2 separate regions of the Homo sapiens genome follow, and region 2 is linked to region 1. A link is an interaction called in ENCODE POLR2A ChIA-PET data of the cell type or tissue named here. Cell type or tissue: PC-3. All regions are shown on one strand. Links, peaks and the distances in the headings refer to the core of each region. The heading gives the core; the rest is flanking DNA. Region 1 overlaps LRRC36 (leucine rich repeat containing 36). Region 2 overlaps CBFB (core-binding factor subunit beta).

Evidence for each region. ChIA-PET counts read pairs that join two places held together with the same protein. Peaks named below come from ENCODE experiments on the same cell type or tissue, not always from the same donor. Only the 100,000 strongest peaks of a DNase experiment are listed, where the experiment ranks them.
Region 2: POLR2A ChIA-PET joins it to region 1 with 16 read pairs; 4 of 35 experiments call an interaction of 5 or more read pairs at or near these places.

What each region holds. Positions count from the first base shown.
Region 1 is chr16:67,342,186-67,350,928 of GRCh38, reverse strand. LRRC36 (leucine rich repeat containing 36) reads right to left here. Exons shown (of 14, transcript NM_018296.6): 3 at 4,481-4,673; 4 at 3,338-3,434; 5 at 639-727. Among named protein-coding and RNA genes, the nearest start is that of LRRC36, 20 kb to the right of the region's middle. In PC-3, for the core only: a CTCF peak has its summit at 1,573 (motif pointing left); a DNase peak (open chromatin) is centred at 4,388; H3K27ac peaks cover 1,713 bases.
Region 2 is chr16:67,047,401-67,056,143 of GRCh38, reverse strand. The region is part of intron 3 of CBFB (core-binding factor subunit beta); the gene reads right to left. Among named protein-coding and RNA genes, the nearest start is that of CBFB, 23 kb to the right of the region's middle. In PC-3, for the core only: no CTCF peak of the experiment used is centred there; no DNase peak of the experiment used is centred there.

The sequences.
Region 1 (8,743 bases), core at 1,337-6,336:
GTAGATGGGATTACAGGCATGCGCCACCAAGCCCGGCTAATTTTGTATTTTTAGTAGAGACAGGGTTTCTCCATGTCGGTCAGGCTGGTCTTAAACTCGCAACCTCAGGTGATCTGTCTGCCTCGGCCTCCCAAAGTGCTGGGATTACAGGCGTGAGCCACTGTGCCCAGCCTGGCATAACCACTTTAGCTATATTGGCTTATCAACTGTATTTACAGGAATATAGTAAACATTCCCCAGTAATATATCCCAAACACAAGAGATTCTACAGCTGCAAAGGTTCTTGGTTGGGCAGCCCAGGAAGCCCAGGGTGTGAGCTGGATGTATGCAGATGAGTCGCCAGTCTCTAATTAAATCAATCACTGATGTAATTTTCTGGGTATACTAATGATGTAAAGTGATGTAAATGAAATTGAACTCTCCAAGTACAGCTTGTGCTTTCATGGGCTCTGGGTTAGGCCTGCTCTGTAAGGTCCTTCTGGCAGTGAGAGGATGGAAGAAAAACACAGCCAGTAAACCTGTGCTTGCTTCAAATTGGTTCTTTCTCAACTATGTGTCTTCATCTTACCCAATATTGGCTATGGCAGCTGAGATAACTGATGTTTTAATCATTTTATAATCACAGGGAGAAAACTTACCCATTTCAATCCTGCTGTCAACATTAGCACTGACTTTTGATGCAGAGCTCTCACCTGTTACACAGTTTTTCATTGTCTTCTCCCTAGAGCTGCCACATAGAATAATTTATTTACAACTCAAAAAAAAAAAAAAGGCTTCTGAGATCACCAGTAAATGCTATTTAGAAAGCAGTCTATGGTGATCAGATTTTTCTCAAATGCTCTAGAACATATTAATTTAATTATGTTTCAGCCGGGCACAGTGGCTCACCCCTGTAATCCCAGCACTTTGGGAGGCCGAGGCGGGTGGATCACCTGAGGTCAGGAGTTCAAGACCAGCCTGGCCAACATGGCGAAACCCTGTCTCTACTAAAAATACAAAAATCAGCCACGTGTGGTGGCGGGTGCCTGTAGTCCCAGCTACTCAGAAGGCTGAGGCAGGAGAATCACTTGAACCCAGGAGGCAGAGGTTGCAGTGAGCTGAGATCACGCCACTGTACTCCAGTTTGGGTGACAGAGCAAGACTCTGTCTCCAAAAAAAAAAAAGTTGCACAAATATTTCAGTTAAAGCCATACTTTATAAGAAAAAGTAATATTTATACTGGGAAATATGAGAGAAGGACACTATAGTTCAGCCTGTAAAATGTGAAAGCCAGAAGATTTAGAACTTAGATACTCTGTTTTCTTGACACATACTTAGATCTGAATGATTGAGGGGGTAGGACAGTTTCTTTTGAATTAAAACACTCATAGTTAGGACACAGAAAGGAAGGTTCTGCTGCCAAGAATTATAGAGGAGACAACTATAGCCATTATTTAGAAAAGCAGACAAGAAAGGCAGGTAGATACCTTGGGTAGTACAGTAAGTACACAAAGCCTAGGCTGTATGTATCAGATGCTTTATAATCACCATTTCATGTAATCATAAAAGGCCCCCTACTGGTCATTATCTCCATTTTATAGGTGGGGGAACTGGGACTCAGAAAGGCTTAAAAAAAAAAAAACTTCACCCAAGGTTAGAGAGCTTATAAGATATTAATGTTAATACAGGGTACTTGAGTAACATTTTTCCTCCAGTTTTGCAATCATTATATGGTAAATAAACAGATAAATGATGGAATTAATTTATCTGTTTATTAGAAGGTTTATTCAGTTACACATTAATTAATCTCTGTATTTTTGTAGTGAATGTTACCCATTGCATTTAAAATAGAAATTAATCCACAAAACATATAAACAATGTTTTAGAAGCATTCAATTTCTATCTAAAGAAGAGTGACTATTCCATGCAAAGTAACCTCAATAAATCTGATTTTAAAAAATAGGAAACTAAGAAAAAAATAGGAAACTAAGAATGTTCACTGAAGGCTGCACTAAAAAACATATAATGGATCAGAGCAGAGACAGGCAAAGTCACTGGGAAAGGGAAGGATCTCAGGCCAATAGGCACTGACCTCATTCATTCATCATTCAATACATTATTTCTTAGCATCGTCTGTATTCCAGACACGGTTCTAGCAACTGGGATACTGTAATAAGCAAGACCAACAAGATCCTTGTTCTCATGGAGTTTATGTTCTAGTAGTAAAGGTAAAAGCAATAAACAAACAAAAGACTTATTCTGGAGAATAATATAAGAATAATGTTGTGGGGATATGTTCATGATAGCTTGTTAAATTAAAAATGGTGAGCTAGGCAGTGGTGTGCACCTGTAATCCCAGCTACACAGGAGGCTGAGGCAGCAGAATCACTTGAACCCGGGAGGTGGAGGTTGTAGTGAGCCAAGATCGCACCACTGCACTCCAGCCTGGGTGACAGAGCAAGACTCCGTCTCAAAAAGAAAAAAAAAAAGGATATTTACCAGAATATAATGAATGTTTCTTTCTGAATGGTAGGATTATGAATTACTTATTTTATCCCTTGTGTTTTTTTCTGTACTTTCCAAATTCTCAACAATAAGCATGTATTACCTTTGTCATCAGAAAAAATGCTGATATTATCTATATGTGTCTATAGTACAAGGATATCTGGAAGGATATATACCAAACATTACTAATAGTTAACTCTCAATTGTAGGATATGAAGTGATTTTGACTTTTTTCAGTGTACTTTTCTGTATTATTAAAATTGTAATGGACTGCTATCTATTTTTAAAAAATAATAAAACTACTTTTTAAAAAGCATAGGTTTGGGGGTAGAAGATAATGGTAACTTCTTTTGATAGGATTTTAGTAATGGACAAAGCTACCATTCAGAAATTTTAGAGCCTCAATGTTTGTTCACTTTTTGTTTCGAAGAGAAATGCTTCTCTTCCCTTCCTTTAACAAATTTATCTCTAACAATCTTGCCCATGGTAATGTAATCCTAATTCAATAGGACAAGATCAGGAACTGATTGATAACTCTACTGAGAAAGAGTTGGTAAGCATTTATAGGAATAAGTAATCTCATAGTATCCCTATCTATAACCTGTGAACAACAACTTTAGAGAATTTCTAACAATTATACCCAAAGTTCAAGAAAACAGGAATGTACCCACTGAGGGCCAGATTATCATCCCAGATAAATCTCAGTTTGCAGAATAAATACTTTTATTCCTGATCTGAGGATTCTTACAATTTGTGGGAAATTTCTGCTGGAAAATGAAGAAAGCTAAGCAGGAATTCACTATTTCCTATGTCCAGAACCAAACTTTAAAAATTTTGTAAAGAATCTTCTTACCTTTTTTCCACCTCTAAAAGAAAATTTTCACTGTTGCCCAACTGACTAAAATGCAGCTTGGCAGCTTTTCTCTCACCTTCACGTACAGTTCGGTCATCTGGAGGCAAAAACCGTGGTCTGAGCATGTTTCTTTTTTTGGCATAGACATAACTAGTAGTTAATCAGAAAACCATATTCGCAGAGGAAAAATTAGGACCAGTCTCATCTTGGTGTGTTAGAGACAGGTCACAAAATAATGCTATTATGTTGTCACTGGAGCAGGCAGGAACTCAGGGAGACTGCAGGAAGCCATAGCGACCACTGCCTCACAGTTGTAACTACCCTTCAGGAAAGCAGAGCTTGGACAGTAAACAATTCAAAGGCCTAATGTTAGGGCTGAAAGTCATACCATTGTCTGAAAGAGTTTACTTAGTTTCCCTACAATTACTTTCCCAGGGCCATGTGAAATCCAATTTTGTATCAATAAGAAATGTATACTCAACAATAAAATTATAAGGAAGTCCAGTCTGGGCAACATGATGAAACCCCATCTCTACAAAAAACACAAAAATTAGCTGGGTGTGGTGGTGCGTGCCTGTAGTTCCAGCTACTTGGGAGACTGAGATGTGAGAATTGCTTGAGCCTGGGAGGTCCAGGCGGCAGTGAGCCAAGATCGTGCCACTGCACTCCAGCCTGGGCAACAGAGTGAGACCCTGTCTCAAAATAAATAAATAAATAAAAAATAAAGTAAAATAATAAGAAAATATAGACCAGCTCATTTGAAGGAATATTTCTTCAACTAAGCCCCCAACTAAGCCCCCAAATAAATTGTATTAGCTTTCTATTGCTAATACAGTTGCAAAGTTGGGGCACCTGGAAAAATAATTCTCAACCTGGAAATTTTGTGTTGAGGAGGAAGGGGCGGTGAAACCATCAACTGAAGAAAACTAAAGCTGGAAGTAACTAATAAAATCATAGACTGTCATTCAATAAACAATAAAAGAACTCGTCATACATCCTGCCAACACAAAAGAGTTACATAAATATTGACTAATAAACAAATATATCCTGCCAGTGCACACTGTGGGCCAACATCCAAAAGGTTAAGGGGCAGCTGATTTAAAGTAAGATTCTGTGGACAGGAACAGAGAAGGAAGGTCTTACCTAATTTCTCCAGAGTTTGTAGTGTATATACAGCAAAGAGCCTATAATCTGTATCTTTCCTTACAACAGGATTAAGTCTCAAATCCAGTTCTTTGAGGAAGGGTAACGGTTGTAGACGGGACACTTCCACTAATGAAGGAATGTTGTTATAATATAAATTCAGGTCTTGGAGTGAACATAAATACTGGATTCCCTACAAGGAAAACACCACATTATGAAATGGCATATTGGTAAAGACTAGGAACCTCATAGATAAAGATGGAAATATATGTTACTTTCCGTCCTTAAACATGTTATCCAAGTCCCCGTGAGAAAGGCAGGGCTGGAACTCTCACTTAACTTGTCCGAAAATAAGACCACTGCAGTCCATGAGCACTGGGTGTTCCATACGTTAAATAATTCACATATATAATACATTTCCTTCTTTACAAAATCTGACACTCAAATATCTGCAGTCAATTCTCCACTTCTGTTGGCTCTCCAATTATTCTCCCAATGCAATCCAATCCTTCACAGTGGTTTCCCAGTGGCCAAGCCACATTAGAATTCTCTCACTTTTGTCCCAACCCCTCTCCTGATCCCAAAAGCACCTTAATTTACAAGAAGAAGGGAGGTAAGCAAAAAAGCTGGTTCTGGGGGAAAGGGGCATGGTTAAAAAAAAAAAAGTGTGTGTGTGTGTATGTGTGTGTGTGTTGTGTTGTGTTCTCATATCTCAGTGCCTCACTTATATGGTCAAAGGACTATTTAGGGAAACAAAACAATGCTATCTCCAAGTCCTCACTCCTGGACCAGTCTAGGCCTCCTAGACTGTTTTCCTCTTCAGAGTTCCTGCTACCACGCAAGCTTCCCATTTAATCAATCAGTCAGTTCTCCTTTGCAGAAATGTTCTTCCTTGTTCAGTTCTCTTTCTTGTGGATTTAGCAACCCCACCCTCTACCTAACTGGCAACAGTACAATCAGGCCTGGCAAACTCAAGAGGAAAAGCCACAGTTTTCTTCCTCTGCTGAAACCTGCTATTGAAAAGATTTCATCTTTATGTATTTAGCTAGTTAGCTGCTTTTGCCCAATACTAAATTTCAGGACAATTTCAAAACATGTACATATGTATAATCGCATACTTTTTTTTTTTTTTTTTGAGACAGGGTATCACTCTATCGCCCAGGCTGGAGTGCAGTGGTACGATCAGAGCTCACTGCAGCCCTGACTTCCTGGGCTCAAGTGATGCTCTCGCCTCAGCCCCTGAGTAGCTGGGAATACAGGCATGTGGCACCACACCTGGCTAACTATTTTTTGATTTTTAGTAGAGACAATGTCTCACTATGTTGCCCAGGCTGGTCTTGAACTCCTGAGCTCAAGCAATTATCCTGCCTTGGCCTCCCAAAGTGTTGGGATTACAGGCATGAGCCACTGTGCCTGGTTAATCATATACTTTTAATAGTACAAATGCAAAAAAAAAAATAGTAAAAATGCTTTCCATAAAAGGAATTCTGTCATTGAGAATTATTTTGGAAAGGTGAAATTATTTTCCATCATGTATTTATAAAATAATGTTTTTATTCTCCTCCCATTTAAAATTATCATTTTCTCATTGCAAGAAATTTAGAAAACCCAAAGATAGATACAAAACATTCCCAACACAACCCTGTTTATACTTTGATGCATTTCTTTCTGTTTTGTATTTGTTTTTTTTGTTGTTGTTGTTTTCTCCAATTCCATTAACTTCCATATTGTTAATGGGTCAGTGGTGAGGAATAGCTATCAGTGCCCTTGGCCTCACTCTCAGGGCAGTGCACCATTAGGACTGTCTTTCATGGTCTAATGGCCCAGCTCAAGTTTTTTTGTTTTTTGGTTTTTTCTGAGAGGATCTTGCTCTGTCACCCAGGCTGGAGTGTAGTGGCATGAACAAGGCTCACTGCAGCCTTGAACTCCTAGGGCAAGGGATCCTCCTGCTTCAGCCTCCCAAATAGCTGGGATTATAGGCACGCACCAACAACTATGGTTTTTGTTTGTTTGTTTGTTTCTGTTTTGTAGAGACAGGGTCTTGCTTTATTGCTCAAGCTAGTCTCAAACTCCTTGCCTCAAGTGATCCTCCTGCCTCAGCCTCCCAAAGTGCTGGGATTACAGACATAAACCACCACACCTGGCTTAAGTAATCTTTTAATGTCTCTCAGTGTAAAAATTAAGGAAACTCTTATCCTCTCACTTTTACCAGTTGTCATGAATTTATGTATTCCCCAAAGTTACGCTACAAATAATCACAAAACATTTTCTCCCAGGAAAATTAAACAAAGGGATTCAGAACTGTTAAAGATTAATATAAAATCACAGATGTGGCTGGGCATGGTGGCTCATGCCTCTAATCCCAGCACTTTGGGAGGCTGAGGTGGGCAGATCACCTGAGGTCAGGAGTTTGAGACCAACCTGGCTAACATGGTGAAACCCTGTCTTTACTAAAAATACAAAAATTAGCTGGGTGTGGTGGTGGGTGCCTGTAATCTCAGCTACTCAGGAGGCTGAGTCAGGAGAATCTCCTGAACCTGGGAGGCGGAGGTTGCAGTGAGCCAAGATCACACTACTGCACTCCAACCTGGACGACAGAGTGAGACTCTGTCTCAAAAAAAATAAATAAAAATCATAGATGCAAAAAATATAGAAAACTAACATTACTGAGTGCTTCCTATATGCCAAGCACTGTACCAGGAGTCTTATATATGTTCTATTTGATTACACGTGTTAACTTGATTTTTTTTTTTTTTGAGATGGTCTCACTCTTTTGCCCAGGCTGGAGTGTAGTGGTGCGATCTAGGCTCACTGCAACCTCTGCCTCCCAGGTTCAAGCAATTCTCCTCCTTCAGCCTCCCAAGTAGCTGGGACTACAGGCGCCTGCCACCACGCCTGGCTAATTTTTGTATTTTTAGTAGAGACGGGGTTTCACCATGTTGGCCAAGCTGGTCTCGAACTCCTGACTTCGGGATCCACCCACCTTGGCCTCCCAAAGTGCTGAGATTACAGGCATGAGCCACCGTGACCAGACAACTTGATTTTTTAAAATAGAGATAGGGGTCTCACTATGTTGCTCAGGCTGGTCTTGAACTCCTGGGCTCAAGCAATCTGCCTGCCTCAGCCTTCCGAAGCGCTGCATTATAGGTGTGAGTCACCGTGCCCAGCCCTAATTTGATTATTTTCCTAAGTTTTTCACCCAGTTTACCGAAGTGAAAGAAAGGAAGTATAAAAACAAATTACAGCAATGTTCACTTAATTTTTTAGCCAGAAAAAGAATAAACAAACAAAAGAGGAGACCTAAGCAACTCTGAACTAATACTTTCTTTTTATATTTTATCTTTTCATTTTTTAAATTGGATCCTATCACCTGTGAAAGAACTAATCCTTTCTGAAACTGATAGGCCAAATATAAATGGCTGCTAAAAAATAGTCTAAAGACCTAGTTGAACTTGGAGTTGCTGATTTTAGAGTCCTAGATGGAAATTTGATCTTAGGGCTTTTGATCTTTTAGGCCCTTAGCTAAACCTTGGGATTGGGTCTGGATGTGTTGTTGAACAAATATCCCCTAGGAAGTGCAAAACTGGTAGATGACCCAGAAGATCAGTAACTAATCCTGGATAGCATCTGTGAGTCTTTGTCACGCTCGATCTTGCATAGAAGGGCTTTGCCAAGACAGGTGCAGAGCTTGGGCAAAATGGGAACATGAGGAAGAAGCAGTATTTGGGGGTCTACCACAAAGAAAACAAAACTCCATCTCTGTGTGTGCACACTCATGTTTGTAGAGTTCTTTGTGCGTGTTTGCTAATCCACACGCACACTGTTCATGCTTGGTCCCTCCTGCCTTCCTATACTGCCCTCTGCTCCATCATCCCCTGACTTAAATTTTCCCAAGACCACACCTTCCTTCTCCTCATAGAAAAAACTCACAATAACAACACAGGCCAGTGTTTCTCCATGTATGCTCCATGTACCACCATCATCAGAATCCCCTGAGTATGTCCTGAGCCTACCCTAGACCTACTAAATCAGACCAACTCTCACAGTAGGGACTGAGAATCTGTACTTCTACAAGTGTTCTTCATAATTTTTTATACACACTAAAATTTATGCATTTGCCCTAGACAGTGATATCTTAATATAGTTTTCCGAGAGTATAAAATAAATTGCCCTCCCAATATTTTATAACAATTTAAAATATACTGCAAAGTTGAAAGAATTTTATAAGAAATAATTAAATTTAGTTGGGAATCATTTAAAGGG
Region 2 (8,743 bases), core at 2,455-7,454, 300 kb after region 1:
AAATGAAAACTTATAAAACATAGAGAACATCACAGCAACACTGACAGTAATTTCTTTCCAAAGGAGACATGCTGTTTTTTCCCTGACAATGAAGAGTTGTTCCTACCCACAGACCAATGAATCATCCAACAGTAATACTGGGATGGCCATAGGCACCCAAGAAAACAAGATATTCCACTGAAGAAGTATGTACCCTGTCGCTTGCTGTAATCATTTCTGTAGTCTATTCAACAGATTCCTTTAGAAGATACTTGGTTCTGACTCATCCTCCTTTAGCCACATGCACCTCCCTGTTCATAAATGGACAGTCAGCTGCTCAACTGTCAGATAATCTCTACAGTCATTCAATCTTGTTTGCCTCTGAATCATAACTGGGTTGCATGTATGTGTAAAAATAGCTTCTTCTATAGTGATTTAATGTAATTTACCGATCATCTTACAGTCCAAAAGAGAAATCATAAAATGAAAAACTAAAGAAAGTGTCTGGAGGCCGGGTGTGGTGGCTCACACCTGTAATCCCAGCACTTTGGGAGGCCGAGGCAGATGGATCACGAGGTCAGGAGATCGAGACCATCATGGCTAACACAGTGAAACCCCATCTCTACTAAAAAAATACAAAAAAATCAGCTGGGCGTGGTGGCGGGCACCTACTCAGTAGGCTGAGGCAGGAGAATGGCGTGAACCCGGGAGGCGGAGCTTGCAGTGAGCCGAGATGCGCCACTGCACTCCAGCCTGGGCGACAGAGCGAGACTCCGTCTCAAAAAAAAAAAAAAAAAAAAAAAAAAAGAAAGTGTCTGGAATTCAATAGATTTAATACACTGTGTGTGTGTGCGTATACACATATAAATACATATTCAATAAATGGATACTAAACTCAGACTTCTGTTAAGAATAAATTAGACCCTCCAAAAAGTCATAAAAATGTATTAACTTGCCACCAATATGCTCTCCACATAATTATTTTAATTTGGTTTCACTGTATTTTTCTTTTCTTACATGAAAAGCTGAGCCAAGATAAATTCTGACTTTCACCCTTCAGTTGCAGCCATTTCCTCTGAAGTGATGTAAAGCAGTAAAAATCTACCAGCTAGATTCTCAGATAAAATGTACCCGATAAACAAGAAGAGGATACTAACAAAAAAGGAACATTTGTAGCACACACAAAAAAGAGCTCTTGGTGAAACCCTGTCTCTACTAAAAAAAAAAAAAAAAATACAAAAAATTAGCCAGGCGTGGTGGTGGGCACCTCTAGTCCCAGCTACGCGTGGGAGGCTGAGGCAGGAGAATGGCGTGAACCCGGGAGGCGGAGCTTGCAGTGAGGCGAGATCGCACCACTGCACTCCAGCCTGGGCGACAGAGCGAGACTCCGTCTCAAAACAAACAAACAAACAAAAAGCTCTGTTGAAATATAGTAGAAATTAAGACCCAATATAAGACTCTGAAGATAAAGTAGAGGAAATCTTCTGGAAGGTAGACCAAAAAGACAAAAGAGACAGTAAGAAAATAAGGTAACAGGATCATTCCTGTGGGTCTAACATCCAAATAGTAGATGTTCCAGAAAAGAATAGAAAAAATATAAGAAAGGAAGTCATCAATTAATATAAGAAAATTTCCTTACGAAGGACACAGCTGCCATACTGTAAAGGGCTGGCAAGTACCCTGCACAAGGAATGACTGTGGACCGACACTAGGTTACATCATAGATAAATACCAAAACATGGAGACAAAGATTTTACAAACTTCCAAAGACGGGGAAATTGGTCACAAACAGATCAGGAAACACAATGACTTCAGAGATTTTCAACTGCAACATTTAAACCAAGACAATGAAACAAGGCCTTCTTAACGAAAATAATCTCTAACCTCAAACTCTAGAACAAGACAAACTTACAATAAAGTATCGTAGAATAAAGACACTTCAAATATGCAACAACTCTGTTATCCACAAAGAGACCGTAAACCAAGAAACAGGAAGACAGAAAAACTGAAAAAGAAACAAAAAGAAAAAAACAAAAAAGCCCCTCACAGCAGAGGATGAACACAGAAATCAGTATGAAAGCAGTGCGCTGGATATAGAGGACAATCAGTCTAGATTGAAGAGATGGACATTCTGAGGATGGTCATCACCAAGATCCTGAGGGCAAAATGCTCATATATAAGCCTTCCCCACTGCTGGGACCAGCTAAGGACACTCATTTGAGCTGACAAAGGTGATGTGCTTTGACTCACTCCTGTGAAAAGAAGGTAGCTCTGGAATGAGACATCAATTTTGACAAAAGAAATTAAAAAAAAAAAAAAAGGATAAAAGAAGGTAGGTCATGGTGAGCCTAGAAGCAGAAAATACCAGAGCAGCTAACTCCCTCTGACCATATTCCTCCACATCTCCGGCACACGGTGAGCAATGGTTTCAGTGTGCCAGATGCCCTAACTCCAGTGTGAGCCCTAGGTTTCCCATAATCCACTCATGACTGTGCTCACAAGCTTCCCCAGGGAGGCTCTAAAAATTCACAGGGAAGCTGAATCCGGACTTGACCCTAAGATTCTGTTCAGCTCATCTTCTAGGAGCTGCATCTGAAAGTGACATTAGAAGGCTGGGTGCGGTGGCTCACGCTTGTAATCCCAGCACTTTGGGAGGCCGAAGAGTGTGGATCACAAGGTCAGGAGATCGAGACCAGCCTGGCTAACACAGTGACACCCCATCTCTACTAAAAATACAAAAAATTAGCCAGGTGTGGTGGTGAGGGGGCCCGTAGTCCCAGCTACTCGGGAGGCTGAGGCAGGAGAATGGCGTGAACCCAGGAGGCGGAGCTTGCAGTGAGCCGAGATCGCACCACTGCACTCCAACCTGGGTGACAGAGCAAGACTCCTCTCACCAAAAAAAAAAAAAAAAAAAAAGAGAGAAAGTGACATTAGAGTCCGTTGTTTACACTGCCCTGAAGTGTGTGCTTCCTAGTTTCATTTTTTTTAAAAACTAAACAATGCGTTATTTAGAGATATATGCACAGGAAATAAAATGACAAAGAAAAGTAAGGGAACAAATACATCAATCAGGATAGTGATTATTTTGTGGGGGGAGACGGGTTGAGGAAAAGAACTGTAAAGTTTTCTTTCTCTTTTTTTCTTTTTTTTTTTTTTGAGATAGCATCTTGCTCTGTGGTATGAACACGGCTCACTGCAGCCTTGATTTCCAGGACTCATTTTGAGATAGCATCTTGCTCTGTGGTATGAACACAGCTCACTGCAACCTTGATTTCCAGGACTCAAGGGATCCTCCTGCCTCAGCCTCCCAAGTAGCTGGGACTACAGGCCTGTATCACGACACCTGGCTAATTATTTTATTTTTTTGTAGAGATGGGGTCTCACTTTGTTGCCCGGGCTGGTCTGTAACTCCTGGGCTCAAGTAATCCTCCCTCCTTAACCTCTGAAAGTGCTGCAATTATAGGTGTGAGCCACCATACCTGGCCAACTGTGCAGGCAGTACTGTTCAACAGAAATATATAATGTGAATCACAAATGCAAGCCACATATGTAACTGTAAATTGTCTAGCAGGCATTTTTTTTTTTTTAAGAGACAGGGTCTCCCTCCTTCACCCAGGTTGGATTGCAGTGGCACCATCACAGCTCACTACAGCCTTGAACTCCTGGGCTCAAGCAAACCTCCCACTTCAGCCTCTCCAGGAGCTAGGACTACAGGCACACCCCACTATGCCCAGTCACTTAAAAAATGTTTTTATTTTTTAAGGATGGGGTCTCACTATGTTGACCAGGCTGGTCTCGGACTCCTGGCTTCATGCAATCTTCCCACCTTGGCCTCCCAAAGTGCTAGGATTACAGGCATGAGTAACTGCACTCGGCCTAGTAGGTATTTTTTAAAAAGTAAAAAGAGGTGAAATTAATTTTAATAATGTTACTTAACTCAAAACATCTAAAATTTTCAACATGGTATCAAGCAAGCAATATCTTGGGTCAGGCACAGTGGCTCACGCCTGCAATCCCAGCACTGCGGGAGGCTGAGGCAGGTGGATCACTTGAGCTCACAAGTTCGAGACCAGCCTGGGCAACATGGGAGGAGGGCTTGAGCCTGGGAGACAGAGGTTGCAGAGAGCTGAGATCGTGTCACGGCACTCCAGCTTGGGTGACAGAGCCAGAACTTGTCTCAAAATATATATATATATTCCTATTGCTATATATATGTATGCGTGTGTGTGTGTGTGTGTGTGTGTGTGTGTGTATACACATATATATATATGCCTGTAATCCCAGCTACTCAGGAGGCTGAGGCAGGAGAATAGCTTAAAACCCAGAAGGTGGAGGTTGCAGTGAGCCAAGATCACGCCACTGCGCTCCAGCCTGGGCAACAGAGCGAGACTCCAACTCAGAAAAAAAAAAACACAAAAAAAACACCAAAATCATATAATACATTTAACGTAGACTTGAAATAAGGCTCTCAGCTTAAACATTTTACCTATATATGTTGGTCATTTAGACATTTCTCACGTTTTACATAAACGTGGCAGGTTATGCTATTCATGATGACACTTAGAAAACTAATTTAGTTAAGTTGATAGAAATACATACAAAAACACACTGTGAAACAAACCCAGAAAAAATAATGAGTATAAAACTGGATCCATATATGTATGTGTGTGTGTACATATATATATATAGCAATATATTACATTATTTTGGATATATATTTTGGATATATATACATATATTTGGATCCATATATATATTACATTTTGGATCCATATAAATACATTACATTATTTTTGTTTTTCATACCAGGTTTCAAAATCTGGTTTGTGTTTTTTCACACATCACATGTGAATTCACACTAGCGACATTATAAGTGTTCAACAGCCACATGTGGATTGTATAATAGCTACCATACGGAACATCAGTCCTACTATACCTATGTTCCTTTTATTATTATTCCTAAAATGTACATGTTTTTATCTATTCTTTGTAAGACACATCTAACAAATGAAAAATAACTTAAAAGAATTCCTAAAAGGAAAATGCATCAAGTACAGTAGTCCCCGCTTAGCCACAGTTTTGCTCTCCATGATTTCAGTTACTCACAGTCAATCACGGTCCAAAAATATTATATGAAAAATTCCAGAAATAAACAATTCATAAGTTTTAAATTGCACTCCTTCTCTCCAGAGAGGTGAATCATCTCTTTGTCCAGCACATCCATGTTTTATAAGGAATGTGTCCATTAGTTACTTAGTGGCCATCCTGCTGCAGTATGGCAGTGCTTATGTTCAAATAACCTTAATTTTACATTGATTACTGTATATTGTTATTAGTGTTCCACTTTATTTTTTTAAACTTTTAGTTTTTTGGAGACAGGGTTTTGCTCTATTGCCCAGGCTAGAGTGTCATGGCTCAATCATAGTTCACTGTAGGCTCAAACTCCTAGGTTCAAGCAATTCTCCCACCTCAGCCTCCCAAATAGCTAGGACTACAGGTGCATGCCACCATACCCGGCTAATTTTTAAACTTTTTTGTACAGACAGGGTCTCATATTGCCCAGGCTGGTCTCAAACTCCTGGACTCAAGCAATCCTCCTGCCTTGGTCTCCCAAAACATTGAGATTATAGCTGTGAGCAGCCTTGCCCGGCCACGTTCTACTTTATTATTAGTTAAGGTTGTTAATCTCTTACTGTGCCTAATTTATAAACTAAACTTTATCATACGTATATATGTATATCTGTATAGGAAAAAAACAGCACATATATAGGATTTGGTACTATCAACAGTACAGGAATCCCTGAAAGTCTTAGAACGTTATATATACATATATATGTGTGTGTCTTAGAACATAATGCTATATATATTGACATATAATTTATATATTATATATTTATATATTATATATAATTTATGTGATATATATTACATATAAATATGTGATATATAAATTATATATATAACATATATTATATATATCACATATAATTTATATATGATATATTTATGATATATATATATCAGTAGAGTAACTTGGTGGACCAAAATAACTCTAAATAAGGCTTTGGAAGGTGGTATGTGGAGTTTGCATCAACTTACCTAATGATTACTTATTAGCAGTAGTGTAGTATGCAAAGAACAGACTTAGGGGTAAAAAATAAGTGGGTCTGGGTCCTGGCTGTACCAGGAAACAGATAATACGACTTTTGAAGGTTAACTTAGCCTCCTGGCCTCAGTTTCCTCAGCTGTAAAATCAAGCTATCACCAGATATGTTCTAAAATTAAACAGTTCTTCTATACAGTGCAGTATTAGGAGAATTAGTGATAATGTAAACCATCTAGCACAGTGTCCGGTGGTAGTGATCACCATAAAAACTGCTTTGCAGTTCTCAAAAAGCATTTAAAATGGTTCATGGGAGGCCAAAGTGGAAGGATCACTTGAACCCAGCCAGGAGTTCGAGACCACCCTAAGCAACATAGTGAGACCCCATCTCTACAAAAAGTAAAACAAAAAAAAACAGCTGGTGCGGTGGCATGTGCCTACAGTCCCAGTGAGGTGGAAGAATCGCTTGAGCCTGGGAGGTTGAAGCTGCAGTGAGCCATGGTTGTGCCATTGCATTCCAGCTTGGGAGACAGAGTCTGTCTCAAAAATAAACAGAATGGGGCCGGGCGCGGTGGCTCACGCTTATAATACCAGCACTTTGGGAGGCCAAGGTGGGCAGATCACCTGAGGTCAGGAGTTCGAGACCAGCCTGGCCAACATGGTGAAACCGTCTCTACTAAAAGTACAAAAATCAGCCGGGTGTGGTGGCAGGCTCCTGTAATCCCAGCTACTCAGGAGGCTGAGGCAGGAGAATAGCTTGAATCCGGGAGGCGGAGGTTGCAGTGTGCCGAGATTGCGCCACTGCACTCCAGCCTGGCAGACAAGAGACTCTGTCTCAAAATAAGTAAATAAATAAAAAATAAATAAAATGGTTCAGAGTTCTGAAATACTCACAAATTACATAATGGTGATGGTTGTGAATATATTAAAAACCACTCAGTGGCCAGGCGCGGTGGCTCACACCTGTAATCCCAGCACTTTATGAGGCCGAGGTGGGTAGATCACCTGAGATGAGGAGTTCAAAACTAGCCTGACCAACATGGAGAAACCCTGTCTCTACTAAAAATACAAAAAATTAGCCAAGCATGGTGGCACATGCCTGTAATCCCAGCTACTCGGGAGGCTGAGGTAGGGAATTGCATGAACCCGGGAGGTGGAGGTCGTGGTGAGCTGAGATGGCGCCATTGCACTCCAGTCTGGACAACAAGAGTGAAACTCCATCTCAAAAAAAAAAAAAAGAAAAAAAAAAAAAAGGCTAGACACGGTGGCTCACAAGGTCAAGAGATCGAGACCATCCTGGCTAACATGGTGAAAACCCGTCTCTACTAAAAAAATACAAAAAAATTAGCCAGGCGTGGTGGCGGGCTCCTGTAGTCCCAGCTACTCGGGAGGCTGAGGCAGTAGAATGGCATGAACCCGGGAGGCAGAGCTTGCAGTGAGCTGAGATCATGCCACTGCACTCCAGCCTCGACAACAGAGCGAGACTCTGTCTCAAACAAACAAACAAAAAACACCATTCAGTTGTGTAATTGGTGAATTAAGATGCTGACTTTCGTTTCAATTTTTAACTTCATGTAATATCTTATTTTAATATTTTATAAATAGCTTTTAAAAAAGTGAGTATAGTCTCACTGAGAATATGTGTCAGGAAGAACCAAAAAGCTCAATTCTCTCCCCTGGTCAACTGCCTGAATTTTCTTTTTTTCTTCATATCCAATGTTTTCATACAGAATATTCAGGATGGATATTTTAACCTTGGCCAATACATTTAAGGAAAATAAAAAATGTTTTAGGGGTTTTTTTTGTTATTTGTTTGTTTGGAGATGGAGCCTTGCTCTGTCACCCAGGCTGGAGTGCCGTGGTGCGATCTCTGCTCACTGCAACCTTTGCCTCCCAGGCCCAAGCAACTCTCCCACCCCAGCCTCTCTCAAGTAGCTGGAACCAGAGGCATGCGACACCACGCCTGACCAATTTCTGCATTTTTATTTTTATTTTTTTTGAGATGGAATTTTGTTCCCAGGCTGGAGTGCAGTGGCGCGATCTTGGCTCACTGCACCCTCTGCCTCCCAGGTTCAAGTGATTCTCCTGCCTTAGCCTCCCGAGCAGCTGGGACCAGAGGCACCCACCACCATGCCCAGCCAATTTTTGCATTCCTAGTAGAGACGGGGCTTCACCATGCTGGCCACGCTAGTCTTGAACTCCTAACCCCAGGCGATCCACCCGCCCTGGCCTTCCAGAGCACTGGGACCAAAGGCACGAGCCACGGCACCTGACCCAGTAAAAAAATGGCCAAGAAATGTTCTGGATAGCAAAGGGATGGATAGAAACTCAGGACTAAAAAGCTGGTGTGAATAAATATCCTAAAAAAAAAATTTAAAGGGTTCTCCCAAATGGCTCATTACTTAGAACACTGTTCTGCAAACAGGGCCACACGATTATTAGAAACTATCATTGTTATTATATGGAACAAACTTTGAACATCTATGATATGGGCAGATTTGTTTATTTGAAAACATCTACATTCTTCTAATGTAAATGTCGAAGTCACAAGTTTCTAGGCCATCCTTTTGTTTTAATCTGAAGATTAACCTGTCTTTACATCTGAAGTTTTAAAACACAAAAAGGCTCAGTACTGACTGCATACATGGGTAAAAGGTTTTT